6 separate regions of the Mus musculus genome follow, and all the other regions are linked to region 1. The links are chromatin loops, found by intact Hi-C in ENCODE. Cell type or tissue: left cerebral cortex. All regions are shown on one strand. Region 1 holds the start of Il20ra (interleukin 20 receptor, alpha). Region 2 overlaps Map3k5 (mitogen-activated protein kinase kinase kinase 5). Region 3 overlaps Map3k5 (mitogen-activated protein kinase kinase kinase 5). Region 4 has its middle 30 kb from the start of Gm25256. Region 5 overlaps Pex7 (peroxisomal biogenesis factor 7). Region 6 holds the start of Gm25256 (a small nuclear RNA gene).

What was found. A loop is a pair of places that touch in the nucleus more often than their neighbours do. Peaks named below come from ENCODE experiments on the same cell type or tissue, not always from the same donor. Only the 100,000 strongest peaks of a DNase experiment are listed, where the experiment ranks them.
Region 2: it touches region 1 in a loop (5-fold over the local background); 18 of 42 quality-filtered maps call a loop at or near these places.
Region 3: a loop joins it to region 1, with 2.7 times the contacts of the local background. A loop is called at or near these places in 12 of 42 quality-filtered maps.
Region 4: it touches region 1 in a loop (8-fold over the local background); 7 of 42 quality-filtered maps call a loop at or near these places.
Region 5: a loop joins it to region 1, with 4 times the contacts of the local background. A loop is called at or near these places in 37 of 42 quality-filtered maps.
Region 6: a loop joins it to region 1, with 2.3 times the contacts of the local background. A loop is called at or near these places in 4 of 42 quality-filtered maps.

The regions. Positions count from the first base shown.
Region 1 is chr10:19,710,081-19,715,080 of GRCm38, forward strand. Il20ra (interleukin 20 receptor, alpha) reads left to right here and starts at 2,507. Exons shown (of 7, transcript NM_172786.2): 1 at 2,507-2,650. The coding sequence starts at 2,554. The region is part of intron 1 of Gm33332 (a long non-coding RNA gene); the gene reads right to left. In left cerebral cortex, CTCF peaks have their summits at 1,669 (motif pointing left), 2,428 (motif pointing right) and 2,630; DNase peaks (open chromatin) are centred at 1,197, 1,602 and 2,426; H3K4me3 peaks cover 629 bases.
Region 2 is chr10:20,122,831-20,127,830 of GRCm38, forward strand. Map3k5 (mitogen-activated protein kinase kinase kinase 5) reads left to right here. Exons shown (of 30, transcript NM_008580.4): 24 at 2,122-2,307; 25 at 4,822-4,927. Among named protein-coding and RNA genes, the nearest start is that of Map7, 46 kb to the right of the region's middle. In left cerebral cortex, a CTCF peak has its summit at 2,623 (motif pointing left); DNase peaks (open chromatin) are centred at 766 and 2,610; H3K27ac peaks cover 206 bases.
Region 3 is chr10:20,071,324-20,076,323 of GRCm38, forward strand. The region is part of intron 11 of Map3k5 (mitogen-activated protein kinase kinase kinase 5); the gene reads left to right. Among named protein-coding and RNA genes, the nearest start is that of Map7, 97 kb to the right of the region's middle. In left cerebral cortex, a CTCF peak has its summit at 2,108; DNase peaks (open chromatin) are centred at 699, 1,072 and 2,108.
Region 4 is chr10:19,810,004-19,815,003 of GRCm38, forward strand. No RefSeq gene overlaps it. Among named protein-coding and RNA genes, the nearest start is that of Gm25256, 30 kb to the left of the region's middle. In left cerebral cortex, a CTCF peak has its summit at 1,942 (motif pointing left); a DNase peak (open chromatin) is centred at 1,939.
Region 5 is chr10:19,891,514-19,896,513 of GRCm38, forward strand. Pex7 (peroxisomal biogenesis factor 7) reads right to left here. Exons shown (of 10, transcript NM_008822.2): 4 at 3,212-3,289; 5 at 2,737-2,845. Among named protein-coding and RNA genes, the nearest start is that of Pex7, 14 kb to the right of the region's middle. In left cerebral cortex, a CTCF peak has its summit at 2,688 (motif pointing left); a DNase peak (open chromatin) is centred at 2,684.
Region 6 is chr10:19,778,459-19,783,458 of GRCm38, forward strand. It overlaps Gm25256 (a small nuclear RNA gene), which reads left to right and starts at 4,396; the gene lies at 4,396-4,502. In left cerebral cortex, a CTCF peak has its summit at 3,091 (motif pointing left); DNase peaks (open chromatin) are centred at 826 and 3,112.

The DNA of each region.
Region 1 (5,000 bases):
GCTGTGATAAAATACCCTGGCAAGCAGCTGCTTGGGGGTGGGATTTATTTCAGCTTACAATTCAAAGTTAAGGTCCATCACCATGGGAAGCCAAGGTAGAAACTTTTATTGGCAAGCTACACCACATCACCACAAAGATGGCAGGAAAGAATGCATATATGCCTGCCTGCCTGCCTGCTTGCTTCCTTCCTTCCTTCCTGCCTGCCTGCCTGCTTGCTTCCTTGCTTCCTTCCTTGCTTGCTTCTTCCCTTGCTTGCTTCCTTGCTTGCATCAGCTCAATTTCTCTGCTCTTATACAGGGATGAACCTCCTGCCTAAGGAATTGCGTTGCCTGAAGTAAGTTGGGTCTTCTCCATCAATTATCTTAAGACAGTTTCATACAGATATGCCCACAGGTCACCCCAATGCAGACAATTCCTGATTGAGGCTCTCTGCCCAATTTGTGTCAAGTTGACAAAGCTAAACATGCCTGGAAACTATTCAGGACTTAAAATGGAATAGGAAAATATGTATTTTGTTGATGTGTGTGTGTGTGTGTGTGTGTGTGTGTGTGTGTGCGCGTATGTGTGTGTGTGGTGTTCGTGCTTGGAAGTGGGAGTTGTGGGGTGATGCTAACTAGTTCATGAGGGTCTTTTTGGTTTTTGTTTTGTTTTATAGAAAACCCAGAAACTCTTAGTCCATTTGACTCCAAGCTAAGATTTCACTGTGATAAAAGGTGACACGCTGTTGTAATATAGATAAGTTGAAGAAACTACCTATGTGATTGTGTTAATTCTCAGATCTCTGGAGGATACACTCGAGTTTATTTAACCTGGGAAGGACTGTTTCTTTACCTGGAATTAACAGATATGCTTGGAAGTTAGAACGTAAGAGTACAAAGGAAAAAAAAATACTAAAAGATGTTAAAGAAGTGCCCTAAGGCGAGCTCTGGGTAACAGGTTTAAAATAAGATGTGAAACTCTCCTCTCCAGCGCATGGGAAACATCACTGAGTTCGAACCTAGGAAGTCCCAGGGCCAAACTCAGCCTTCGCAGAGACATAAGGGATCTGTTACTATAGAAAGATCAGTCCTTGCAAGTGAACCTTGGATTGGCTACCCATGAGTACTATCAGAAAGAACACCAGAGAGGGCAGGGTCTGGCTGTCTTCCAATCTCTAGCCTAAGAGAACAGGCTGTAGACTATCTCCCAAGAAATATGTGTGTAAGTTGAAAAAGCAAGGTAGCTGTCTGCTTGAGCTAGCTCCTTTAAGGCTATGAATGAGTCATATTTAAACAGAAATGCATACATGTCCTAACATTGATATAAAAAGAATATGTTGCTATCATACTGTCTTCTTACTTTTTTCAGGGATTACATATGAATCAGTAAGAGCCCAGTTTGTGCAGGAAAGGAAAGAAACATGACAGTTAACAGGCAGATGTCAGAGAACCGATCACTGAGAAAAGAAGTCGAAGTTTGAAACTAGTAGCTACTGATTGCAGTTTCCACTCCTAAGGCTGGAGAAACAAAAGGAAGACATGACTACACAGAAGATAAAGGAATTTCACTAAATGGAGATTTGGACCCATGAGAATTGGGTCCAGCCAGCGAGGCAAATTCTTCGTGTATCTGAAGAAGCTGGAAACTAGGACAGCTAACAGGTCCTGTCCCTCCTCCTCCAGGGCCCCCTACCGGTGTGAACTAGAAGCACAACTGAATAGCAGGGTCTGCTTTAACCCTCCAGAAGCCTTCAAATCCAATCCAAGACTCTTAGGACTCTTTGAGCCGGAAAAAAAACAGGAGTGAAAACAGGAGTGTAAGGCATTCTAAAAACGGCTGCATCTCTGACTGCCTCCACCACAAAAGGGGTTCTTTGTTCGTCTGTTTTGTTTTCTTTTAGTTATTGAGACTCTTCTAGATGTCTGTTGATTCAATTTTAGGGCTATTTCTCTTTATTTGTGCATTTGCAACAGGAGTCTATGGAGGAAAGAGAGAGTCTGCCTGAAGTACATGGTTAATTTGTTTCTTTTCGCATTGTGTTTAATGTTTACAGCTACCTAGAAAGGAGGAGCCCTGAGGTCTGCTTGCACATCTCTGTCACAGTGTTCCCTGGCTTTTCCTTTCTTTCTCTTAGCTGGGGGATGGCCCTCTCCCATTTGGGAGACTTCTATTGTGTTTTGAGGTTGCATCTGCTCTTCTGTAAAATGCAAAGATACCTGACTTCGGGGTGTGGGGAGGAAATCTCGACTAGGGTAAGCAGCATGCCTAACAGTAAGTTGAGAAATATGTACCTATTTCACCCTTCCAGCTTCTTCCGGGATGAAACCTGACATTTCAAGTGAATGATAAGACTCTGCTGTACTGAGTCAGAGCTCATCGGCTTCTCCATCACCCCCTGAAGCCTGTGTGGACTCAGAACTGAAACCCAGACAGCCACCCTCGCGTGGACTCCCTGCAGGGGGAGCTGGTTGTGCACAGCAGACTCTGGGCTCCATCGCCCGGGTCTCGCTGTTGCAGAGGAGCCCCGGGGAGGCCACGCCGCGTTCCCGAGATGTGACCCGAACTGACAGCCCATGCACACTCCCGGGACCCCGGCGCCGGGCCACCCGGACCCGCCGCCACTGTTGCTGCTCACGCTGCTTCTGCTGCTGGCCGCTTCGGGACGCGCAGGTAGGAGAGTCGCTCCTCTCGGCAAGGGCTACCTGGCAGGAGCCTGAAAGGGTCCACGCCGGGCTCCAGCTTGCTGAATCCGAGCTGGGGTTGGGGGGTACAGGGGTGGTAGTAGCCCTCCTGAGTGGCCCAAAACTTGTACCTCGAAACTGGTGACAGTGATGGCAAGGGGCGGCTCGCACTAAAACCTTGGCAAGTCCAAGATTCATAGCCTGTGGGAGCTTGGATCAGAGTTTGGAAAAGCCAAATCAGCCCCAAAAGGGTAAGCCACATCCCGTTTTCCTGGCAATCCTGACGTGTGCGTATACGTACTTCTGAGAAATAACAAAGCATAAAACAGTAAGACATAAAGCACTAGAAGGATTTTCTCTGTTGTTTTAAAGTTTAAACCGTAACCGCTGGAATTCAGAAAGCCAAGCTGATTCACTTTTTAAAAGTTTCTTTTTCTTTCTTTTTTTTTCCTTCTTTCTGTTTTTCTGCCATATAAAAACATACTCTTTAAAAAGCAAGGTATCTCAGCAAGGTATCTCACGGTTTCAATTAAAGACAACAGCCACAAAGCTTCCCAAAATATCAATTGTAATTTTATAAAATTGATTCAAGCACCTGTGCTCCAGCCTGGAAAAACCAGCGAGTGGGGAAAAAAAGTGAGACCTCAATCAGAGAAAACATGATGCTCACTACCTTTCAGAGGCCGGAAGCATGCACGCTGGCCTTGGAGCGGTTTCTGAACCGTGTAGTCTATACAAGAAGATTATTTTCTAAGTTCTAAATTTATGCAAGTATATGGTTATATTTTAATAATCCAAGATAAGCCAAATGTGAAAAGGCTTATTCAAATATCCCTGATATGAATTCATTTTCTGTTTTTAAAGCACAGTTGAAGTTTATTATAAAAGGTCTAGACAGAGATTTAAGTATGGTCATCAAGGGGGATGAGAGACAAGCATATGTATACACACATATACACACACATATACATATACATCTATATGAATGATTACGGGAAGATCTCTGCATACAGTGAGTGCAATAGAGCTACCATACTGAACTTGCTTGGTGTTAATGTGAGAAATAAAACTTGCTCACTAACTGGGCAAAATGATATTAGAAGGCAGCAATACTCCTAACTTAACAGCAAAATCTAAAGCAAACACACGCACACATAAACACACACACACACACACACACACACACCACTGGGCTTTTTTTGATCTATGAGACCCAGCATTTAGCATGGGACCGACCTCCACACGTACTTCATGAATACAGGAAAACCAGTTAGAAGGTATAGTAGGTGCTTGGATACCGTTCCTACACTTAACCACTGAACCCATGGATAATCTTCACTTCTGCGCGAATATGGACTTTTAAGAACTGTATAACACTAGCATTCATGAATAGATAATAGTTTAACTTTGGGACTGCTTTTGCACAAAATTCAGAGCTATACAAGTGTTGATAGGATCAGGCTGAATTATCCCAGGACACCCAAAGAGAAACAACATTGCATGTGGCATCAACATTTTATACACATTTTGATGTTTCATTTAAGGTACACCACTACGGGAATTTTGAATGTCCCCATTGTTCCCTAAGGGTTACATTGCGTAACACTATTAATGACTCCCTGCCTCTCTGGGCAGAGGTTTTACCAGATTCATCCTATGGGCTATTAACCTCCATCCTAAAGATCATGCCTGTGTCATCTTCTCTGTGTGTCGTTTCTGTCTCTCCGCAAGGAAGAGGATCCATCATCACCATTATGTAAACAGACGCTTTAAGCCTATAGGAGTGGGAACAGTGAATTCCTCAGACAGCATGGCCCTGTTCAACACCACAAAGGCTTCCATGGCTTTTGCAATTTTCTAAATCCTGCAGGGTTCTATGTGACCTGCCCCTTCCTCCTCCTCCTCCTCCTCCTCCTCCTCCTCCTCCTCCTCCTCCTCCTCCCTTTCTCTCTGTCTCTCTGTCTCTGTCTCTGTCTCTGTCTCTGTCTCTCTCTGTCTCTCTCTCTCTCTCTCTCTCTCTCTCTCTCTCTCTCCCTCTCTCTCCTTACTTTAATTACTCCCCTTCTTGTCTTTACCAAGTTCCCAGAGCAAGCCAAATGTCCAGGATCCATATTCGCAGTTCCCTCTGATAGAATGGCCCTCCCTCGTCTACCCTGGCTAACTCCACTTCACTGTGTCTTCCCTTAATCTCCTAAATGGAAAGCCAGACTTCATAGGTCTTAACTGGACATCCTACCCAACTGCTGCTTCTTTGAATTACCCCTGCAACATCAGGGGTAATTCATTACCTGTCCCCTGTTTGAGCAAGTCTCACAGGAAACTCGCTACCCAGACAGGCA
Region 2 (5,000 bases), 410 kb after region 1:
TTACTCTCTGACTTACTAACCTTAAGACCGTGTCTCTCACTGACCCGGAAGCTTGCTCTCTCAGCTAGGCTGACTGGCCAGTGCACTCTCGGGATCCACCAGTCTCTGCCTCATGATGCTGGGGTTACAGGCAAGTGAAGACAAGACCCCTCTTTCCGCGAGTGATAGGTCCTCATGCTTTCAAGAGAGTGTTCTTACCCACTGAGCCGTCTCCCTGGCCCCAGTTTTTATTGATTACAGTTTAACTTCTTTAAACTGTATCTCACCTTTCACAAATCGCTGACAGTTTAAGGAATAAAGACTAGGGAGAGGGTTCGGTGGACAAGAGCACTTTCTGTGAAAACGAGGAGCAGAGTTCAAATCCAAATCTCTAGCACTCATAAAAAGCTGAGTGTGGCGGGGCAGGCCTAGAACTCCAGCCCAAGGGGAGATGGAAGATCCTTGGAGATCATTGAGAGACCTTGCATTGATGTAATAAGGCAGCGAGTAAGAGAGGAAGATAGCCCAATATCTGCTTGTGGCCTTCACATGTGTGCATAGCTGCATATAACACACACACACACACCCCTGTGCACACAAGGCTAGAGAGGGCTTTTGCAGGAAAGCTGTGAATGCTGAATTTGTGGGAAAGGCTCACTGTCGAATGCTGCCATTGTTCTGAGGCAGGTTTACCCTGCAGAACATGCTGTCTCAGAAAGGAAAGCCCTCGAATGAGCTGACACAGAGGGGCGGGAGTTAGGGCAGAAATGATGATGACTAAGCGGATGTGGTAGCCTGGACGGGAAGCATTTCCCAGGGTAGAGACTGTGCTGTGTAGGACAGCCACACGCGCATCCAGGCAACATGCTGCTGCTGCTGCTGCTTTAAAGACAAAGCTGATGTCAAAAATAAATGCTTGCTCTCCTAGCAGTTCGCTCTCCTGATATTTCCCGGTGTTAGGAAGTTGCCTGTGAATCCTCCCTCTGGCTGTCATTCAGTTTGTGATGAGAAAAACACAAAGAGTGTAATTGTTCTCAGTGTAATTTTCAAATGTTTCTTTAATGACAGCCTTTAGGCCTTTCAATTTAGACTTTTCTCATGAGAACTTAAACAGGGGACCAAGCTCCCAAATCAAGAATATATGTGGAGAAGGTGAGGGTGTGTTTTGAAATTTTTCATGGAATTCTAATGATGGGAATTTTATTGGCCTGGTGGAGAAACTTAATTTTAATAATACAGTTAGAAAATGCAGTATGAACTAGAAATTAGCTTAATAAAAATTCTTGAAGTTTAATGAGGATTAGGTTTTCTTTACAGGCTCAGTGTGCCTTGCTCACATTAAAATAAAATAAAATAAAATAAAATAAAATAAAATAAAAATCACTTTGAAAGAGAGGTCTATTTAAATATGTGAACGTTTCCTTGGTTTGTTTTTTATAACTGATTACCCAGTTGTTGTTAAGGTGGGGTTCCAATGGTGGTGTCTAACCTGGCCCCTTTTACGACAGGGAGTTGACTTTAAAGGCCATGGAAGGGCCAGGCACACCTTTTGATAGATACACACAGCCAGGAGAGAGGTAGCCGGCTGGTACCCAGCTGAGCCTGGCCTAGAGAACCATGGTGTGTGAGTCCGGAAGACAGAAAGCTCCACGGTTCCTTCCATCTTTGCTCTTGCTTGGCTGCTGCTGTTCGTCTTGTGCTGCTCGTCTCTGCTCTATCTTCTTCTCTTTCCATTGTCATTCTCGACTCCCCTGCATCTACTCCCGTGTCCTTGGGTGCACCCCGACCCTGGGTTGTGACCTTTCTGCAGGCAGACTCGGAGATTAAGATTCCATGGCTCCGTGCCCCTCTCTCACCTTAGTGTCCAATTAAAATTCCCAACAGCAGGATTCTCACCGCCTCAACCTATCCCCATCTGGGCACAGCCCAAATGTGCCCTGGCTACCGACCAGCGTGGGCGTACGGCTGTTTCTCCAAAGACTGGTTACTTCTGGCAGCAGTGATGGCTACTAAGGGGAGCCACAGGGTTCAAAGCATGTTGGGGAAGGCCTCTCGGAGCAAAGGTCTTCTGAGAAAAGACTGAGAAGGGGGAGCTCGCGTGGAGTACAGAGTGACTGAGGCCCTGTCGGGTTTTATTTTCAGGGTGCTGAAGAGCCTAAACTAAAGTGGGAACACATCACAACCCTCATCTCGAGCCTCAGAGAGTTTGTGAGGTCCACTGACCGAAAAATCATAGCCACTACACTGTCCAAGCTCAAGCTGGAGCTGGACTTCGACAGCCACGGCATCAGCCAGGTGCAGGTGGTCCTCTTTGGCTTCCAGGATGCGGTAAGTGCACGGGCCGCCATTTCCCCACAAACTCTGCTCAGGGTCGGTTGGTTATAGAAATGGGATACAGTTCAAATTCTGTTCCCTCTCATTTACTCGGTAAACTGCATTCTCTTCGGATGACAGATGTGAGGTATTTATTGAGTTCCCTCAAAGATAAGAGACTCACACAGCTGAACCACCATGGGAAACAGCAAGGCTTACAGACATTCATTCCCAAGACTGGGTTTCTCCTTAGGATCATGTGTGGGCCTCTAAAGCATAGTGCACATTAGTCGTGTTTTGTAATGCTGAACAAGAAGTGCCATCTAGTGGCCACTGAGAGAAATGCACTGTTACACCTGGGAATGCTCAGTGTTGAAATGCTCTCTCTCCCCTCAGCCCCCAAGGCTTTTCTCTGGTTTCCATATAGGACATTCTTAACAAGTTCATTTCGTAAATATCCACTATTTTCCCACCATAAATATAGTTTGGAAAACAGGCAGTTGGTGAGTGGAAACTACTCGTGATCTAATGAGAGATCACTGACAGTCTTATGCAAGACAAACCAGAAGTTATTCTGCAAGTCTGATTCAAAATAGACCTTTGTAAGCCACTGTCAGACACACAAGGTATGGGAGGCAGGAAAAAATATCTGGTGGTGCCTGTATGCAAATATAAAATTGCACTGTGTGGTTTTATTTAAATGTTTAATATTAACTTGTAATGTATTACTCCTGTGTTAGGTAGTTTCTTGACATTTGTATTTGAAACAAGAAACAATCCTCCATTCCAAACTGAATCTTCATCCTTCCACAGTCACTGGTGTTCTGAGTGGAAACGACTTGGTGTTTCTGCTGTGTGAAGAACAGGAACAAGATTCTCCTGACTGGACCGAGGTCCTAGAGAATCCAAGCAGGGCCTGTCACTAATATTAAATGCTAAGGCATGCTTACACTGCAACTATGGCAACCCAGCCATCTACCATCCAGTGCAACGATGTAGCTGATTTGTGCCTGCCCACACATTGGCTTCTGGGCAGGAGGTTGGGGAGAATTCAGAGTGAGAGCTAGTTAGCTGTAATCCTGAGCCTTGGGCCCAGGTCAGACATAGTCATGCAACTCGCTCAACCCAGTTTCACTCCTGGCCTGTCAAGTGCTCTTGTTGGGTAATACGCTGTGTAATGCGGCAGTGAGCAATACGCTGTGTGATGAGGGGATGTGCAGGGGGGCCATGGCTATGAAGGATTCACACTTGAAATACTCCCATGTTCTAAGTGATAGCCTGGTTAGACACATAAGCAGGCAGATCCATTTAAGAAATGGAGGTACTGCAAGCTCACTCTGAAAGAATCCCCTGGAGCAAGTGAGGTCCAAGAAGTAGTTCATTTCCTTGGGAGCAACTGCTATGCGAAAGGCCTCAGGCCGGCTCTCTCCTAAACCGGGTCGTTTGGATGAGGCTGGACCAATGGAAAGACTGAGCTGCTGTCATTCTGACTCTTGGCACGAGTTTGGAGCTCAGCCACCATTTTCCAGCTTCCACCTGGTTCTCTAACCGCAGCCCTGCTTACATAGGTGACATTGTGAACCGGGAAGAGTGACCCAATCCAGATGTTAAGGGAATTCTGTCCAACCTTTAAAAAGGAAATTCTGGCACAGGTTATAAATGTAGATGAGTCCTAGGAATGTCATGCTAAGTCAAACGGGATGGTCTTTAAAAACGACCAGAGAATTCATCCTCTGACTTTGGGGAGGTTCCCGGAGCACAGACCACAGGGATGGACGCAGGTCAGGTGTGCAGCACTGTTGGGTGAGAGCTGAGATCGGACTGAGTCCCGAGTTCCAATTCTATATGAGAAAGAGGCCTAAGGATGGACGGCGAGGACCTTCACACAGTAACATGGGGGTACATAGTGCCTCGGGTGGTTGAAATCACTAATTTTATATTATTAAGACTCATCTGAGCAAATGCAAGTGATTAACATTGGAAGTCTTATATTCTGTGTGCTTCACAGTAGGTTTTTGAAAGAACAGAATGGTAGGGTGTATAACTGTTTAAATGGGTGGGACATTTACCAGTCATAGTAAAAAGTTATCTTTACAACAATCATTTTTTTATGTGACTGGGCTTTCTGGAATATTCTAGCAGATTATTCCCCTATATCAGCATCAGCAACAGTTGCAGGAAAAGAAGAAAAAGATCAGATTTGCCAACATGCACGTTGTGCGTGGATGCTAATTTATACTCTCTTCCCTTGATTTTTCCAAATCGTGGATGTGCTCAGGCTTTGTCTGTGTTACATGGCGGTCAGGACCTGGCAGGGTGAGAATTGTCTATTGAAAACCTCTTGAACTCTCCCTGCTTTTACACTTTCTGCAGCTGTTTTAAGTGCCACAACTGTAGCCTTCCTCTTTCTCTTCCTCTTCCTTATGCATATGCCCATGCATATAAACACATAGACACCTTGCAGGAAGAGAATAATAGTAATAAATAATGTAAAAAATTAACATAGACTAAAGGTCACTGTCTTTCCAGGTCAATAAAGTTCTTCGGAATCATAACATCAAGCCACACTGGATGTTTGCCCTGGACAGCATCATCCGAAAGGCTGTGCAGACTGCAATTACCATTCTGGTTCCAGGTCAGAGCTATTTACTTACTGTGCAAAGATAATTAGTGCTTGTATACTCTGGGTTGGTCTGCCTCTGCCATTT
Region 3 (5,000 bases), 360 kb after region 1:
GCTAAATGCACAGAACGTGCGTCAGTGATGTTACCACTGTGGCTGTGAGACGTATCTCACCTTGACATAAGAGTTTGGGAATCTTGGACCCTGGAGGGGCAGGGAAAAGGCTGCTAAAGGAAAGAACCAGAAATGAAGTAGTCAGGGAACCTAGAGCGGGAAAGGGGGGTTGCAGCTGCAGAGTGGCGGGTCACTTGAAAAGAAAAGGGGAAAAAATGTATAATGTCATTAGGAAGATTAACTAAATGGAACTATTAAGTGTTAGTGGTTCAAAGTCTAAGAGTGATAACACCAGCAGGTTCTAGGTTTCGCCTAGAAGGGAAGGGTGAATTCTGGGGGAGTTTCATTTTGGACCCGGACACTTGGAACTGATGACCTACAAGCACCTACAGAGATACAGTTTGTTCAGACAACCCGGGCACAATCGATGTGTGTTCTAATCATACCTCTTTGAAGTGCACTGCCTTGTTTACAACACTCTAAAGTAGATGCAGACATGGTCTTATACTGGGCAGAGAGCAAGGCTAGGAGAGATCTTCAGAGGCTTAACCAGAAAGAGCAAGGTTACCCAGGGACACTTGGAACAGAACGCGACTAAAGGAATTAGCGATGAACACAGTCCTAGAATGAGTGCAGAGCCAATGGATTTTGGAAGACAGGAAGAGAACAAGGACGGAGCCAGAGATTTTTGGAAACAGTACTTCTTCCAACTAGATGTTTTGTTTGCTCTTTCAGAAGGGTTCTCTCTGTTAAGTGGGTCTGGTGTGGATGTTTTTAGTCTCTCTGACAATTTTTACAGTATGCTAAGAAATGCATGTGTTAAGATATAAATGGGTATGTGAGGCAGGGCTATTGGCTTAGGCTGTGAATTATCCACCATCTACTTCTGTGTTCTTTAAAAATGTATTTATTTATTTTGCTTGCATCCATGTATATGCAATGTATTATTTTGGGGGGCTACAAAGATCAGAAGAGGGCCCCCGGATCCATTGGAACTGGAATTATAGATGTCCGTGAGACATCCTGTAGGTGCAGGGAATGAGCCTGGCCTCTCTGTGGGTGCTCTAACTCCTAAGCCATCCCTCTGCTTCTCCCACTGTCTCTTGACATATGTGGGCTGCACCTGTGGTATCCCATCCCCTGTAGTGGTCATAGTAAAATAGTCCATGTACAAAAACTTAAGCTTTTGCAAACCAGTGTCCCTCTGGGTTGTAAGTTGGTTCTCTGTAGACATCCATTCAGTCCAAATCTTGAAGACTGCATGAGGCATAGTTAATGAATCCTAGCCCTGTACCTGTTCCCTGTGGGCGTTTGATGTTTCCAGTCAGTACCTGAGGAAAGTCTGCATGTGTATTGTGCAGGCTGCCTGCCCTCTCTTAGCCCAGCTCTTGGCAGTGGCCATGTAGAGTGGTCAAGATAACTGTGTGAAGGATTCTTACCCAGTTCCAGGTGGTCAGTCTTTCCTGCTTATGGTGTGTTTGGCCATAACTCCCAAGTTCAACCAAGAGGGAAACGGTATTTCCTATCCTGAGAAGTTCAGAGACGGGTTCTTTCTGAGGGGGATTTTGTACCCGAGTTCTGAGCTCAGTTCTCTGTAAGTTGTTGGCTGTCTTCTCATGGTCATAAACAGCTACTCCAGGCATTGCCTCATACAGACAGCATCCCAGAAAGGAGAATCCAGCCCAAACCTTCATAACAACAGCCAGCCACCTGTAAGGAACTTGAACTGTTCATGGCCAGTTTAGACTAAATTCCCTGCCCCAGCAGATCCTGAACAACAACAACAACAACAAATCCAAAAGCCCTGTTGTTACTGTTAGCTAGGGAGAAGGGACAAGGGAGGAATGACTGTTAGCTCAGGTAAGCAATAAGGCCTGACAGTATAATTATTAAATTATTACTACCACTTTCACTGCTAACTCCTACTTCTTATTCCTGCCCTTGGCAGGGCGTGGAATTTGGGGTGGATCAGTTCCTAGAAAACAGTGCTTCTTTGCTGGTTCAAACAGGTAACCATGGTGTGGGGTCTGCTGGGGCTAATTAACCTCTCCAGCTCTGCATCTCTGGATCCTGGTACTTACTCTGCAGCTCACCAGTGCCTCCCTGTGGTGAGTCCCTGCTAGCCGTGAAGGTTGGGCCTCCTCCAGTGCAGTGGCTGTAGCTTAGGCTTTGAACTTAAGAGCACTGTAGTGAGATGTGTCCAGGCAAAGCAGCCTTCAGGAAACCAGATACTCAGGAAGTAGTCTGCTCTTTTCCTACCAAACCAGCCTGGTCTATTGAGGAACCCATCCTTGGTTTCTCCCAGTGCCACTTTAGAGCTGTGTGTACCTGCCACCCAGCCTGCTCTGCTCTCATGCCCAGTCCCAGCCCAACCGTGGTCTTGGGCAACAGCTCAGCGGCAGACTGCAGAGGTAAGGGTACACTGTGCGTTTGAGTCACACATAGGTCAGCAGCGAAGTCTGGGTCACACAGTTATGGAGACATTTTGACCTCAGGTTGACAGACAATAGGAGTGAGATTGAGAGCAGAGGCCGAAGGCTGCTGTTTTAATTTGCTGCTGTCTAGTACTTGGTTCCTTTATATGTGGCCTTTCTTTTTCTTAATTTAAATGTATACACACATTTTCATCGGTTTACTGGTTCACATATGTGTGCAAGTACGTGTGCACACATGCATGTATGTATATGTCCAGGTGTACATGCATATGTGTGTATGTGTGAAGGCTGAGGACAGCTTCAGGTGGCATCTTCATGAGTGCTGACTCTTTTGAGACAGGGTCTCTGAATGGCCTTGGATTCACCAGGTAGGGCAGAATGATTGACTTCCTGCCTCTGGCCCACTCAGGGATTGCATGGGGCCTGCCACTCCCTGGCATTTTTACATGGGTTCTAAGGAATCAAACTCGGGGCTGTGTTTGCAGGTGAGTGCTTTAGTGACCTAGTCATCGCCTCAGCTCCCCACTAGGCCTTTCTGCATTGCCCTCCCTCCCTGGACCTCACAACAGAATCTGCTAAAATCCCAGTAAGGTGCACTAAACACTGGTTTTTGAATAGTTTGCATCAAACTTGAGAGGGCCTATCCACACTCCTGGTTGGATGGCCCTAGGAAAGATATAGGAGTTGTGGATAGAGATTGTAGGTTTTTGGGTTGCTTTTGCCAAGAGAAGAGTTCTAGACCACCTCAAAGCTGCAAAGCTCAGCTTCTGTTTCATTAGCCAGGACGAGGCCACAACCTCAGAGCAGTGGGGAAGGGGCTCTTTTCATGGTTGTTTTACATATCATACTATTAATTGCATGCTGTGGTCAAACATTTGATGATTTTTCAATGTCTGTTATAACTTTTACAGAGGGTAAAAAAATAATTAAGAAAATAATTAGGGTAGTTTCGCTGTTATTGAAGGAAGAGATCAAGCAGGAGAGACTTCTAAAGACTCCCAGGCAGGCTCTGGCATGGGTGTTAGTTGGTGATGGCGTGGGTGACAGTCTTGTCACTGTTGTCAGTCACAAGATGGAAGGCCACTCGCTGGTTTAGTAGATGAGCTTGAGACAATTTTCATTGCCTAGTGTAAGTTCAGAGTCATCCGCTGGGTCTTCGCTCTTACAGACAGAGTTCTGTTGATGGATAAGTTCGCTCCAATTGGCTGTCAGACTCCTAAATAAAGAACCATCTACTGGAGCCTTGTAAAGGGAGCCCATTGGATTTCAGCATCTGATCGGCAAGTTCAAAAAGAAACTGAATCCTGACGGTTCATTTTTATAGGACTCTCTAGGAAAGCTTTAAAAAAAAAAAAAAAAAACTTTGTTGATGTTCTGAATAAAGCTGATAGAAAACCGAATAAAACCCTAAACTGATGTTGATGGCAGAGTATCTGGCCGCCTTCTTCAGTCAGGGAGCAGGTGATTAAGGTGTTCACCTTGGAATTAGCTATTGCTAAGAGGAAGGACTGAAAGCCAGGGTACAGCGCATGGCCAGCTGAACTAGCACTCAGGCCCCACACCAAACCAGGTAGGAAGGCTAAGGTAAAAAGCTCACCTTGTACATATATGTCAGTCTGGGAGATGTAGGGAAAATGATTAAAGAACAATTATTTGATAATAATTAGGATATTTTAGTCATGGTTGAGAGATAAATTTTAAGTTTTTAAAACATGAATTCTATGAATCACTTGTGTCACATAATAATCAAATTTTTGTGTCCAAACATTATTAGCATAATAATTAAGTTTTGCATAAATTATGTAATAATTCCTTTGAGCTGTAATGGACAGTCTACATGCAGATACACTTTGACACACACACACATACACACACACACATATTAATTTATGAAAAATAAAAAGATACAGAGGTTTTGTTGAAATTTCTACCTAAAGTTAGTTCCAAGCTGGCTGTGGGGTGTACTTCTGGAATCCTAGCACTCAAGAAGCTGAGACCGAACAATGGCAAGTCCATGGCCAGCCTGGGCTATACAGATTGATTTTCTCTCTCAGAAAAGATATGCTAAGTCTGGGGAGATGACTTGGTCAGTAATGTGCTTCATAGAAGCGTGGAGACTGAGTTCCATTCTCAGAACCAGCACTTTAAAAGCCCAGGAGTGGAGTGTGCACCCACACTCCCAAACCTGGGGACATGGAAACAGCTGCCCGTGGGGCCTAAGAGCAAAGCTGCACCACACTGGAGAAATCAGGAGGGACAGGCGAGGTTGTCCCGAGGCCGCCACATGCATTTGCACGCATGTGCTTCCAAACCCTATACATGTGAACTCAAACACACAAGTGCAAGGAAGGTAGCAGGCAGCTGGCCCAAAGGAACATGAGCTTATTTGCTGGAGCCACTGAGCTACCGTAGCCTCTCAGCTACCCTGATCACCGGGTTGTTGCTTTGTTTCGTTCTGGTGTTTACTTAAAATTAAAGCACAGCAGTTACAACTAAAATTAAAGTTTAAATTTCATGACAGTAATTCTTGCAGGGTTTTTGAAAGCTGTTGTCTGGAAGTACAGG
Region 4 (5,000 bases), 100 kb after region 1:
GAATTAGGAAACTTTCCTCTGTCTCAATTTATGTTTTCTTAAACATAGAGTTCAATGAATTAGATATGAAGTGAGGAACTATGTATAAAGCATTAAGTAAGAGCTGTTATCTCTAATCTACATTTTAACAAAGTAACTTCTTAGCTCATCCTCAGATATATAACATGCTAGTTGCAATGTGTCTAATACACTTTGAAGATACCTGCATCTTAGTTTCACCTGAAAATGGCCTGCCCAAAGTCAGTTTGTCATGTACAATCCCAAATCACCATGCTTCCTTCCAATACTGGCAGAATATGCTCCAGTAGAGTGGAGTGTGTATGCTATCTCTCCCACCCATCTCATAATCACAGCCATTAGATGCTTAATGATGGCAATGTTTGGTACCTAGGAAACAGCTTGTACCCATTTCTTACTATACAGATCAAAGCTACACAAGATATGTCAGACCACATTTATCCCATCTGGAACATCAATAGAAGCAATTCACCAGTATGGACGGGTGACAACACAATTAATCATATGACAGTTTCTTAGCCCCTCTCCAGAATGTTTGCGAGCGTTTCAGCTTTTAGATTGGGGTGGAGGTGGGTTATTTCCATATGCATGATGAAGTGCCTTGAGGATAGAATCCAAGTCTAGACAAGGATGGAACCCAAGTCTAGACAAGAATTCATTTATGCTTCATGTGCACATTGTTCTCATAGGCTATTAAAATATTATATTTTCAGAACTTAACCCTATAAGATTGCATGTGCAGGTTTTCCATTTATGATGTCCTGCATCATGTGGGTACTGAAAACATTTTGGATTTTGGAGCATTCCAAATTTTGAATGCTCCATCTGTATTGCTTCAGAAGGGCTTTGCAGACTGAAGTACAAAGGCAATGCCTACTGAAGTGCCACGTTCACACTCTCAGGACAGCCTTTGCACAAGATCTTACACACTGAGGAGTCCTGGGCGAGAAGTTTCTTTTTACCCACTTGGTGGACTTGAATAAAGCCCAAATCTCTCCAACTCTCCCCTATCTCTGAGTGCACACATCCACCATTCAGGGTAAACAGCAATCCCACTGATGGCTCTAGTGAACAGGTTTCCCAGTGGCTAGGCTGGGACTAGCAATCGGAGGAAGGCACACTTCAGAAATTCTCTGGATACACAGTGCTGCCCCAACCCTCAGCAGAAGCTGTTCCCATCATGCCCCACCCTACCCATCCTGATGGCTCACAACGTGAATGGTGAATATATTTAGGTTTAGCCAAGCAGTCTAAGCTCTGTCAGGTAGCAGCTAATCCTGTAACAATGAACATGTCACCTTCTCAGCCCTCTTCTCTCTCTTTTAAAAAGGGAAGAGTTTTCAGTAGGATTTCTAAGATTCCTTCCAGGGTTGATATCCGAGCACACAGATTCTAAACTCCTCTCTGTGACAGCCCTTCCAACATTTAAATGAATCTGTCACATCACCTCTCCTCGGCAAACATCCCCTTCCCTTTTGAGTGTCCCTGTCACTCCTGGTTTCCAGACCCCTCTCTGCTCTGGCCATTCTCCCCTGGAAGTAGGCCAGTTCATAAGCTCGGTTCAGATAACGGCCACAGTGGAGCCTGCCTGGGACTTCTCCCAGGGAATCTGATCACTGCCAGAACCAAGACTGGCAGACTCAATTAGAACATCTGGTCACCTTCCTGGTCCCCACAACCCTGTGTACAACCACCAGTCTCACTATCTAATGAGTTCGATTTAAAATTCTGGCTACTAAGAAAAGATGACAGAAGTGCCGGCTCATGGCTTAAGTAAAGAGACGCATTAAGAAAGCCCACTGAAATATTTACCCCAGTGCCCCCAGTTCCCAAAGAAAGGCTTGTTCTGAAGGGATGGACTGAAAAAAGGAGAGAAGAAAAAGCCATCACCCACCAGGCTAAACAGCCAGAGATGTTGCTGCCACCGTGTGGCAGCTGCTATATTCTGTCTATGTATGGACAGAAGGATTACCATCCAATGACTAAGACCGAGAACATCAAGGGAGCCTGCACACCTGACCAAAAAGCAAAACAAAACAAAACAAACTAACTAACAAAAAACCCCACCCGGATTCTTTCCCTCTGCTCCTATCACAGGTTTTCCTCTTAGCCTCTGTCATATCAGAAGGACACATTCTTTAAAGAGCTCCTCACACAGGATATCCATCCACATGGTAGCAAGGACAAACCAGTGTTCAGTCATACCAGAGTGTGAGACAGTTTCAGAACCATAGACGGTCCCTCCCTTCCTCTCTTTCTTCTTCTCTCCTCCTTCCTTCCTTCCTTCCCTCTGAACATCTCCCGCCCCTTACCTTAACCAATCTAAGTGTCTGGCTAGGACACACCATGTATCAAACTTTCTCATTCCTTTGCCTCTACCTGAAAGACAAAATAACTATTTAAGAGTGATTATTATTCAGACCAGAGAGAACACAGCCTTTACAGAGAGATGGTGGTAAAGATGAAAACTAAAAGTAAGGTTGGAAAGATACTTCAGAGCCGAGAAAGAAAAATAAGGGACTATAAGAGAAACCAGTATGACACAGCACCTCCTCCTGTGCATCCCACACACACTGCCCTTCCTGCTTCTTTTCATCTTTCTGTCTCCAGGATGTTGCTGCTCCACAAGGGCCTGACGTGTGAAGAGAGAAAAGGAAGAAACAGAATGGCCTCGAGGCAAAAGAGTCTCCAGAGGTACCTTTTAGCTATTTGCACACGCAGCCCTGTCATGTGCTGTGTCCCTGTTCTCTGAGGAGTTACCCCCTTCCTTATAACAACTAACCTCCTCCTGGCAGCCTGTTTCTGTCACTGCCTTTATGCCACTCAGCCTTCAAGAACACCTTACTGTTTCACTGCAAGAAGCATGGAACCGCATTCAGTGTACGTATAGTGTGCACACAGATATACAGTCTATCTATATTGTTACATTTTCAGAGAGGGCATCCAAACAGGTCCTTCAGGCATGTGAAAATGGGGTAGAGGCAGCAATGTTGAGAAGTTCTACCGCACATAACATGCACCTTAGAGTCAGAGCTTCTCAACAAACTCCCTCACTGTCCAGCATGCCAAGCAGAAAGGCTGTGTGTAATTCGGATTAATAAAATATCCTTGGGGGACAGAAGGAGGAAGGAGGGAAGTGTCTGCATCCATGTGTGCATGCAGGGCTACAAACAAGGGCAGACATTTAATGTGCTTAAACAAGGCACAGCATGGGTCTGCTTTGTTGGGGTGCCTAGGAGAATGAGCTTCTGACCTGATCTCCCCCCCAGAAAGTTACCCCAAGATTGAGGCACCTTGGTGGAGTTCCACTAGCCTGCCACTGGCTCCACCTCTCTCTTATGTGCCTGGCCTGAGTACACACCTTCTTCTGAGGGTCAATGCACCTCACCCCTGTTCAACTAGCTCCAAAGAAAGAAGATAGGATGTCCCCTGAGCAACAGATACTGCCCAGAGTGAGGAAGAGGGGATGACAAGCATAGATCAGGCCAATCATACAGTCTATGTAATTACCAGCTCAGAGAGCCATATCATTAGGAATAGCAAGCTTCTACATGGCTCCCATCATATTCTGCCATATCCTGATAAAGCATACCACTTTGAAATTTATTATTTTTATTACATTTTCTTTTACTAGCCATTAATTTAAACAATTAACTCTGGCTGTGTCTCTCTACACCATATGCACACGTATACTCTGGTCCCTTGCTTGAATGATATGAAAGACAGATAATACTGAGGCTCAGGAGCCAATAATTCAAAGTTTGACACATCAGCATGCAGAGAGCTTTGAATTAAGATAACAGCCTCACAACTAAGGCCTCTCTGATGTCCTCCCACACCCCACAGTCCCATTACTTTCTTCTCCCCCCACCCAAATGTACGGACCAGCTTTCTCTAATGATCCCCTCTAGGCAGATCTTCCAGTGGACTAAGTGGTAATAAGGAGGGCTGGGTGGGAACAGCACACCAGAGCACAGAAGAATTCATCACAGACTGAAGTCTGCCAAGGGTCATCATGGGCCCCAGATACCTCGTCCAACTGCCTATATCTTCCACATCTCTCTAGTAAGAGGACATTTAATCTTCCAATCATCACTAAGCTATTGGAGTTCAGTTCCCTGTGAGAGCACCATGCTCATAAGGAACTTGCGTACCCCCTCTCCGGTGAGCCTGGCTGCTGCTTGCACATTTCAGGAGGCTCAGTTCCAAACCTTGGTGGTGGAGGGATGGATAATTAGTTTCCTTTGTCCCTATTTGGAATGTGCTAGTAGACAGGCAGACAGACAGACAGGCACGCAGGCAGATGAGGGGGAAGGAAGAGAGGGAAGGAAGAAGAGTAAGGGAGAGAGAGTTATGTTTTTCCCCCCTGGGGATCAGGAAGGAAGCACAGATGTGAGGGGAAGAAGAGACTGCCGCCTTAACTTTTCTGAGTTACGTGGGTAACAGTAACTACCTTCTTCTCCTAAAAATCTTTATCTCCTCACTTATGAAAGAAAGAGTTTACTAAAGTCCCTTCTATCCTTCAGATTCCCTGTCTTGGAACATCCTCACAGTTTGGAGGTGACACGTGGATTGGGGGTAGGGGTGGGTATTCGAATTTGTCTGGCAAATATTTTATGTCCTCTTTGTGAATTTCCTGCAAGTTTGAACTGATCTGAGCTGCCAATTATAATGTTATTTGGTAGGAAGCTGCGATCTATTTAGACCCATCTCAGTTCCCAGTGAGAGAAAATTTGTACAACAGCAGCAGCCTGTTAAGTTCAGTTTCAAATAATCACACTGTCTTTGAGATAGATAAGAGGGTAGCTGGGTGGGCAAACAAAGAAAGCAGAGTGGACAGGCATCTTTGCTGTCTAGCTTTAGGTATAATTCACTGCGGGCACCAAGGAAATTAAGTGGCAGGTGTACATCTTTCAGCAATTATAGGATTGGACGTTGTCCCAGTTCTAAGAGCAGGTGCCTGGTGAGGTCTGTAGCCTGAG
Region 5 (5,000 bases), 180 kb after region 1:
CTTTCTCTCGCTCTCTCTCTCTCTCTCACACACACACACACAATTAAAACTTCAAGTAATTACAATAAACAAATTAACATCTAATGGCAAGGTAAAAAGAATTAAAAAAAGAATTTTTAAAAACTCACAAGTTTTACTTCTTGACATTTTTCATGTATTAAAACCTATGATTGTTACATTTAATTCCTATTTTAAAAGTCACAAGTTAAATTACCAGCTTCAGTGGAAGGGAGGCAGGTTTCAGCTCATTTTGAGTCTGTGTCACTAATGCATTCAGGTTTGAAACCATCCCTATGAAACCACAGAATGTAAGGCCACGGGAGGCCCCTCTTCAGGGGGAAACCATGCAGATTTCAATCCAACTTCCTTCCTGACAAGAGCTTTAACTCCCTCTATGTTAATGGTAATGAACTGCAGTCAGCTCAGATTGTTTTACAGAAAGCATGAAACCTGTAACATTTACATTACCTTAGAAGGATTAAGGATGACGAAATCAAGCTATATGCATGGCTTTACATTTTAATTCCACATTAAGTGCATTATTATTGCCGCTGTTTACTTGGTACACACACCAAGCCTTATGAGCAGCTGTGCCACAGGAGGATGTAAACCACACTCAGGTATGCAGAAGGAAACTGAAGATCTGAGCGTGTCCCTCCATAGGCCAGCATTGTCCAGCAAGCAGGAAACCCTGGACTTGATCCTCAGCACCACATAAGACCTGGCATTGCAAAGAGGATCAGGAGTTGGAGGGCCAGCTGGGATTAGATGAGACCCTGTCTTTTAACAAAAGAAAAAGAAGAGAAGCTGGGGACCCAGCTTAGTGGCAGGTTACTTGCCTAGTAGGTGTGCTGCCATGATCAATCCTAGAACTGAAAAAAGGAGAAGAAAACAGAGCCAGAAAATAATGTATTACTAACTCATTACAAAAGAAATGATGGTTTGGAAAAGATTTAATTCCAATCACAGACTTTCATGAAAGATAGAATTAAAGCCAAGGAATTATAGAGATAATTTTACAGATACTGTGATAAGCTGACAGAGCATAGTGGTCTTCATTTCAGAAAAGAATACTGGTAATTTTTATCAAGGAAAAAAGCATTTCTTGAATTAATGATATCTTCACACATAGATATTACCATTACTATCAGAATCTCAAAAATTACATAATCTAAATGGACTTTGTGTACAGTTACCTAAAGGTAAAAAGTTGTCGTCAAACAACAATTCAAGAATTTAGGGGGGCTGGGCATGGTGGCGCACACCTTTAATCCCAGCACTCGGGAGGCAGAGGCAGGCGGAATTCTGAGTTCGAGGCCAGCCTGGTCTACAGAGTGAGTTCCAGGACAGCCAGGACTACACAGAGAAACCCTGTCTCAGGAAAAAAAAAAAAAAGAAAAGAATTTAGGGGAAATGAATAAATAGTTCTTAAGTTTTAGAGTTAAAAATATAAGAAACTAGCAAAGGATCTCTGAATTTTACTCCTGTGACCCATTTCATATGATTCAGCTGTTCAGGACACTGATACAATGTACTGAGAAAGTCGCAGCCTGTCTTCCGCTGGATTGTTAAATAAGGGGACGATGGCTAGAAACTCACTGCCTCTTCCCTAGCTACTGCCTCCTCCTCTGAACACCTAATTCTTTGTCTCGCTCCAGAATTCTCAGGATCAACAAACATTTCCCATGAAAGGCCAGAAGTAAGTATTTTGGCCTGGAGAGCTATTAGGTTTTTGTAACAACTACTTAATTTTGTTAGGACTGAATAAAGGCAGCCACAGATGATGCGTAACTGAGTTGATTGGGCTGTGTGCCAACTAAACATTACTCACAAAACCTGTCTGTGAGTCGTGTGGCTCTGAGGGCTGGAGTGTTTCCACCTGTGCTCTCTGCTGCCTTCCCCGGGTACTCTGGTTAATGGAAACGCTCTTAGTTAACCAACCCTGAGCCAAGGACACAACTATATTCACCAAGTCATGGGTCTCAGCTCCAAACTCAGCCTACTCATTGAAAAGCCCACGTGTGCCTCATAGGTTATCTAGTGTTATGGAACAAAACAAAAATAATAAAACAAACCACCGGGCATGGTGGTGCACACCTTTAGTCCCAGCACTTGGGAGGCAGAGGCAGGTGGAGTTCTGAGTTCGAGGCCAGTCTGGTCTACAGAGTGAGTTCCAGGACAGCCAGGGCTGCACAGAGAAACCCTGTCTCGAAGAACCAAAAAAAAAACAAAAAAAACAAACAAACAAAAAAAACAAACCCTCCTTCTTAAAATGTATTTTTAATTATGTTATGACATTATAAATAAAAAAAATCTGTCCATACAAAAAAAAGAGAAGAAGAAGAAGAAGAAGAAGAAGAAGAAGAAGAAGAAGAAGAAGAAGAAGAAAAACAACCCTAACATTTATTGTTAAAAAGGGTTCTATCTACTAAAACACAATCTGGGACTCAGTCCTCTGAAAATGTTTGCCATCAGGCTGACAGGCAGGGAAAGAAAGAAAGAAAGATCCTAAGGGCTGTGACTCTAGTTCAGTGGCAGAGCACAGACTCTGGGCTCAACCTCCAGCATTGGGGGGGGGAAAAAAAAGGAAAGAAAAAATTAAATCCCCTAAGAGCACAAAATGGGTATGCACTCCCATTTTCTCTGAATCGAGAGTTGACGGCGCCACCTACTGGTAAAGAAGTAGGCCACCCTTCACTAGTAAGTCAGGCTTCTGAGAACTCAAAACTTACTTACCTGAGGCTGAAGCGAAACAACCAGGGATGTGAGGAGACCAGATTGTGCTGTAAATGACACTCTCATGGCCCCTAAAGGTACACAGAGAATTTCCAACAGTTGGATCCCACTGAAAACAAATGAGATCAATTAGTCAACAAAGGTAAACAGAAACACTTTTGTATATACCATGTAGCACTATATGTAATACATATATACCTCATGAATACCATATACATTTATATATACATATAGGACATATATGTAAAGATTTTTAAGGTTTATTTTTACATAAAATAAGGTAGTATTTAAGGCACAAAATAAGATAATTATTGGGTTGTAGTCAAGAATAGTTTTTTAAATTCTGATAAACATTTTAATAAATACTTTTGAAGAGAAAACTAATTGATCACATGTAAAGCTACAGAACATTGTAGGAAACACTCCAACGGCAGTGTGTAAGGAAACTGGGTGTAAGCGCAGTAATACTACATACCACTTTGACAGTTTGATCCCATGAGCCAGACACAACAAGTTGTTCACCTCTGGTTTGGCTCCAATCAACACTATACACCTAAAAAAGTCAAGTCTTCATGTTTAGGAAGCAAACAGCACCAAGACAAATATTACGTCTTAGCTCTTTATAACAGTGTCAACGGCTAGCAACTAACTCACTCTACGAAAACATGACACAGTGTCCATTTCTACATGATGTCTGAAAAGCAGAAAGGTGAGCCTGTCCATTCTCCCATGCTAACTCCCTAGAGACTGACTCCATTCTGCCTTAATACAAGTCTACAGTTTCCAAATGTCCTTCACCATGCCAAATTATACATACTTTTAAATCTACCAACTGATTACTACTTATAGCACCACAAAGAAAAGTCAAAGCAGACAAGACAGTCATCTTGAAAAGCTTGCTCCCTCGGTGTTCATCAGAAAGTAATAAAATTCAATTACTCTCCCTGCCTGGCCTTCCTTAGAAGAACAGTTTATAGAAAACAGTGCTGCTCCATCCGACCTCTTGGCAGGCAGCTTTGGCTACACAGCAGTGCTATTCCGGGGCACACTCCTCCATCTCAGCACCAGTGCAAGAAGCCGACTGAGAGCTTACACACTGTTATTCTACCACTGTATAGAGTAAGTTATGTACACATCCCTACCATAGCGTGTGTCCAGTGACACTTGTGTCTAATGATCCTCTGTGAGAGCAGCCCAGACATACACCTGGGCTGATTACTGAGTATCATTAGCCAGCAGGCTACTTTGAGTCTTAAAACTTTAGCTCCTACATATGTGTAGGAAATGTTAAGTGTTTGGGTTTGCTTTGAAGAAGTTTCAGGGGAAACATCATTAATACTGATCTGCACTTTAGTAAACTTTTGATGTTTTGTCACATAAGACATTATGGTGGTTTGAATAAGAATGGCCGCCACAGGCTCATCTATTTGAATGCTTATCTACCAGGGAATGGAACTGTTTGATTAGGAACTGTGGCCTTGTTGGAAGAAGTATATCCCTGAGGGTGGGCTAGGCGCAGTATCTTGGCCCACAGGCCCTAGACGTAGCTCATAGCTATTAATCCAGTGTCTCCTTGCGTGCTGCCATGCTTCCCACCATGATGGCGATGGACTAAACCTCTGAAACTGTAAACCAGCCCCAATGAAAAACCTTTCTTTTATAAGAGTTGCATAAGTGATGGTGTCTTTTCACAGTAAGAGAACAGTGAGTGACCAAGACAGACATGAAATCCAAAAAAGTCAAACTTAGAACAGTGGTCAGCACAGGCCGAGAGGGTGAAGGCAGAAGTGACTCTGGCCAAATGGTACAAACTTTTAGTTATAAAATCAATACATTCTAGAGATATGAGGTTAATAATCACGTATGCTTGAAAGATGCTAAGGAAGTTGATCTTAAGTGTGCTCTCCACACACACACACAAGATGGTACCTATATTAAGTGATGCTAGAGTTAATCAACTTTATGTGGGATCAATACTAAGTGCGTACTCAGTGGACTATGGTAAACCCTACAACCACTGTTTAGATGTTAAATATAATTGTTCATTTGTTACCTATACTTTTATGAAATTGGTGGGTATAAATTATTAAAAACAAGTAAATAAGTGAAAGATTTTATGTTTTGTAACTCAAGGATGTTTTTACATTTCTATTTCTTAAGATGTTGGTTATGCTCAGCGTGATGTCACACGTCTATACCCAGCACTGGGGAGGCAGAGGCAGGAAGCCAACTTGGTGAACAGAGTGATTTCAAGGTCAGTCAAG
Region 6 (5,000 bases), 68 kb after region 1:
AATATCTCTGTTTTCTGGAAGTCTTAGACCACTCCTGTGAAAGGGTCATGTGAGCCTGGGGGTTGTGACCCACATTTTGACAACCACTGGTCTAAAAGCCCTGGAGGGGCTAAGATGTAGTTCAGTGACAGACAGCTTGCCTAGTGTCCCTGCACCATAGACTGGATCTTTATCATTCTAAATAAATGTGTCAATAAGCCCAAGTGAACCAGGTAGTAATACAAATTTCCTTCTATTTTAAAGTTAAATATGGAACAAAAGTTCTCTTCGGAAAACTGTGCCGGACTTAGTTATAACCTGATACATAAATGTATAGTTATATAAGCAAATGTCTTAACCCATTAAATATTGTTTGAGGCCACCCCTTATACATGAAAGAAAACAAAGTTACTAAGGATCCAGAGTTTGCACAGATTTTCAAATGAACTGCCATGCCCAGTGAGAGAGTAAATATGGCCATTTCTGGTTTGGATTTGCATTTCCAGGTTGAGTACGGAACACTGGGCTTTAGAATTAAGCTTTGGAAACAGACGGGCTGTTTGCAGCCCCATGAAGAGGCACATACAGTGTCCTGGACTTAATCCCCAGCACCAAAAATACGTAAAATTTGAGAACAACAACACACACACTACCTTTTCTTTATTGTAAAATGCACAGACTCAGTCTCTCTCTGTAGCACAGAAGGGCCCTAGTTTTGATTTATTCCTAGGACGTTGGAGCGCGCAGTCATTGACAGAACGTTCCTTTAACTGCTCAGTAGCCTCTGCTCTCATGCAGAATCCCGGCAAGTCTGGCATTTGAGACAGTGCTGAGTGTGGGACAGATCCGTGGCTGCCTGCCACGTCTCTGCAGAGCCTGCAGATGTGCTATTGGAAGGTGGGTGGTTAAATGAGGGGAGAGGAGTGCAGAAAGGCAGAACGCGGCAATTAAGTCTTCCCTGAAGTGCACAGGGGAAGCCACGGGCGTTTATATCCAAAAATGACTCCATCGGATTGCACAGACTTCTCAGAAATCTCTGCCAAGTCCTGATCACCTGGAGCCTTTCCTAATATGGAGATGAAAATGCCCGTGCCCCCTCCTCAGTTCAGAAATGGAATAGAGTCTAGTCACTGCCCCACCCGCCCACCTGCTACCCACCCTCCCACCATGGTTTCTGCTTCTCTTCCTGACTCTGGGTCAGTTTTGGTCTAAAGGAAAGCCTTATCTTACCACCACGGTTCCTCACTGGGGACCGGAGTATGATAAAAACCAGAGCGACCCAAGTGTCCTAGCTCCTGCAACACCTCTGTCTGCCCTGCACAGCCTTAGAAGCCTACTCTCTGCTAAATGCTTTCACAATGAGCTCCCTGCTGTGAGATGTAGCTAAGGTGAAAATAGCTCACCTTAGGTTTGTTTTTTAAAAAATCACTACTATTTCTGAAAGATTCAGAAGAGAACAGATAAAGCAAGAATGGTCTCTGGCCAACAAACACAAGCCCACTGCCATGCTTTCATTGTAGTTTAACAGCTTGCACATGATGCTGCCAACCAGAGACTGGGGAGTGCGAAAGCTGAGGTTTAACCTCAGAGATCTGGTGATCTGATGTACTACACGTCTCATGCAAGAATGAGCACGCTTGGGAGCGCGATTGGGTCTTGTTTTCTTGTGAGATTCTTGTTTGTTGGTTTTCTTGCTCTCTAGCCAACTAATATTTTAAAGTTGTCTTTTCCCCCCCATACTCATCACTCATGCCTCAGAACTATTTGATAAAGGATAAAATGTTTCTATTTCCCAGACTTGAAAACTGAACATCCAAATTGGGGGATGGGGGGAATTAACATGATTGCCACAATAAAGGGCAGTAATTAAAACCATGAAAGCATTCTTTTACAAGAAGCTCTGTAATCCATCTGGAGTGTTCTTTTCTTATATCCAAACCTGACCTAATGCAGATCTTTTCCTTTGAGTACATCTTAATTCTTTTCCAGACAAAGATGGCCTCTCCCTGCTCCCCAGGAACTTACTAGTGATCAGGAAAGTTTTAGGGTGGACATTTTGCTCCGCAGTTTGGAAGAGGAAAACTTCCTTTCTTGGCGGGAGTGACAACCCTTGCCTAGATCTGTAAGCATACAGTGCCAGTAGCACATGGAGATTGAGATCCGAAGGTCTCCCTCGCTCCTGCTGAGCCAGGTAGATGCAAAAAACTAAGCCAGCTGGAGCCTTAAGAGGTGGAAAAGGTGCTGTCACAAACTCATCCCGTTAGACAATATAGACCTTTTGACTCCTTGAAGAGAAGCATGTTGAAAGACATACTCTGATCAAGTGTGGTGGTATACACCTCGACTCGGGATGTGGACAAAAGAGGAGGAGATCTAGACCAGCCTTATCTGTGTAGCAACTTGGAAGCCAGTTCGAGCTCATGAGATCCTGTATGGTACAAGGATGCAGCTATGGGCTGAGGGACAAAGACATCTGCATATTTCTGTCTTTCTTTTTACTTGCTACTGGGAGATGACAAAAGATCAAACTGACTTTGATTGGTTTTTAGGAATCAAATAAATGCATTATTATTATTAAGAATCTACCGCATTTGGGTACGGAGGATGGGGGAACAAAATGATGTGTGTTCTGCCCTCGAGGAACTTACGAGGCTCTCTGTGCGCCAGCCACTTAAAATGAGCTTTCTTTCCCTGGCAGGAAAGTCACTACTACACAGGTTTGGGCTTCTCTGACGTTTACTTGGCGATTTCCAAGTCTCCATCTCAACTCTGAGCTATGTCCTCGGCTTTCTCCTTCCTCACATGTAGTCTCTCAACCTCACGAGAAATCCTGTTCACTTCTTTGATCTTTCAAGTCCTACTCACTTCGACGCCTTGAGTAGAAGCGTTCCCTTACAGGTTTGTGTATTTGAAGACTTGGTCTCCACTTGCGGTTGGTGTTAGAGGAAGTTTTGGAGTAGCCTTGCTGGAGGGAATATGTCACTGGAGACAGGATTTATGAGTTTAAAGACTCCTTCTCACTGCTTTGCATAGTGGCTGGTGTTACCCAAAAACTTGCTAATTGTGTTACCCAAAAACTTGTTTGCAGTGTCCTGCATGTAGGCTAAAGGAAGCCTGCCCCCTGCTGGCTCTGATTGGTAATAAAGAATTGCCACACAGCCAATGACTGGGCGGAGGAAGGTTGAGCGGAACCTTTAGATGTGCGAAGGCTAGGAACTAGAAAAAAGGGAGACAGAATCGCCATAATTTGGAGAAAGATGGATCAGACTTAGAGCTGCAGATGAAAAATCATCCAAAATATAGGTGAGAAGGAATGAGGCCCCCAAAGGGCTGCCCAGAAGTGTCTTGGGCAGCAAAGACTAGAGAGCAACCCAGAAGAAGGCAAGACAACAAAGATAAAATACATAATTAGAGGGCTTTAAGCTAGGATTAGAGGAGGAAAATGTGTGCTAGCCGCAGGCAGAATTCGAACTGCCCAACCTTGGAGCTAGCCAAGGCGTTTTAAAATTTATTGGTGTGTGTGTGTGTGTGTGTGTGTGTGTGTGTGTGTGTGTGTGTCTTCAATTCCAGAATCCAGATAGATCCTGGCCAGGTCATGTGACCCTCCTGGAGCCAAAGCAGTGTAGCCAACTACCTCTACAAATGGCCCCAACGTGGTAAGCAAGAACTCACTATTAAAAATAATTTAGAGATTCTTGGATGGAACAAACACACACACACACTTGATATAAGTCTAGGAGGAGGGGAGAAGTGGTTTCTCAGCTAGCTATGAGGATCACATACAAGCCATGAAACTAGAATAGAAGAACACAGCTGCCAGAGAGAACCTCGGCTCAGAGCTTCTGGGAGCCCCTGCTGTCCAAAGAGGCTGGCTGATTCCCTAACCCCGTGCTAGGAGAAAGGCAGTGAGAAGCAGACCATAAAAGCTGCCTGCCTCCAGCCAACAGATAAATAAAAGATAGAGATTTTAAATTTTGATTTAATTCCTTTTAAGAATAGAAGAGAATATAATGTAATTGTTTAAATGATCTTAAGTATACAGAGATATTAAGCACCATAGAAGGGAGAAGTTAGGAAAGTTAAAAGAAAAAAAAATGCTTTAAAACAACCTAAAAGGCAAATTCTCAAAATCTCTGAACATGGTTCACATGGGATTTCTGGGATTCCGTCTGTCTGGTATAATATAAATAGAGCCTGGAAATAGGCTCATACAGTAAGTAGACATAGATGATAACTATTGAGGCATTTGATCTTTAAAAATTAGGTCGAAAGCAGGGGACAGGGAGCCTAACCTATCTCAGACTTAGCGACTTAGGCCTGGAAAGCTACATAGAGAGAAAGGGGCCGCATGAACTGCCATATGGGCCCACAGAGATAGTAATCTCCATAGCAGGGAGGATTTAAGTATACATATGTGTGCTCGCTTCGGCAGCACATATACTAAAATTGGAACGATACAGAGAAGATTAGCATGGCCCCTGCGCAAGGATGACACGCAAATTCGTGAAGCGTTCCATATTTTTACTAAAATAACAGGAAGCAACAATTACTTTTCCTTAATATCTCTTAACATCAATGGTCTCAACTCGCCAATAAAAAGACATAGACTAACAAACTGGCTACACAAACAAGACCCAACATTTTGCTGCTTACAGGAAACTCATCTCAGAGAAAAAGATAGACACTACCTCAGAATGAAAGGCTGGAAAACAATTTTCCAAGCAAATGGTAGGAAGAAACAAGCAGGAGTAGCCATCCTAATATCTGATAAGATTGACTTCCAACCCAAAGTCATCAAAAAAGACAAGGAGGGACACTTCATTCTCATCAAAGGTAAAATCCTCCAAGAGGAACTCTCAATTCTGAATATCTATGCTCCAAATACAAGAGCAGCCACATTCACTAAAGAAACTTTAGTAAAGCTCAAAGCACACATTGCGCCTCACACAATAATAGTGGGAGACTTCAACACACCACTTTCACCAATGGACAGATCATGGAAACAGAAACTAAACAGGGAC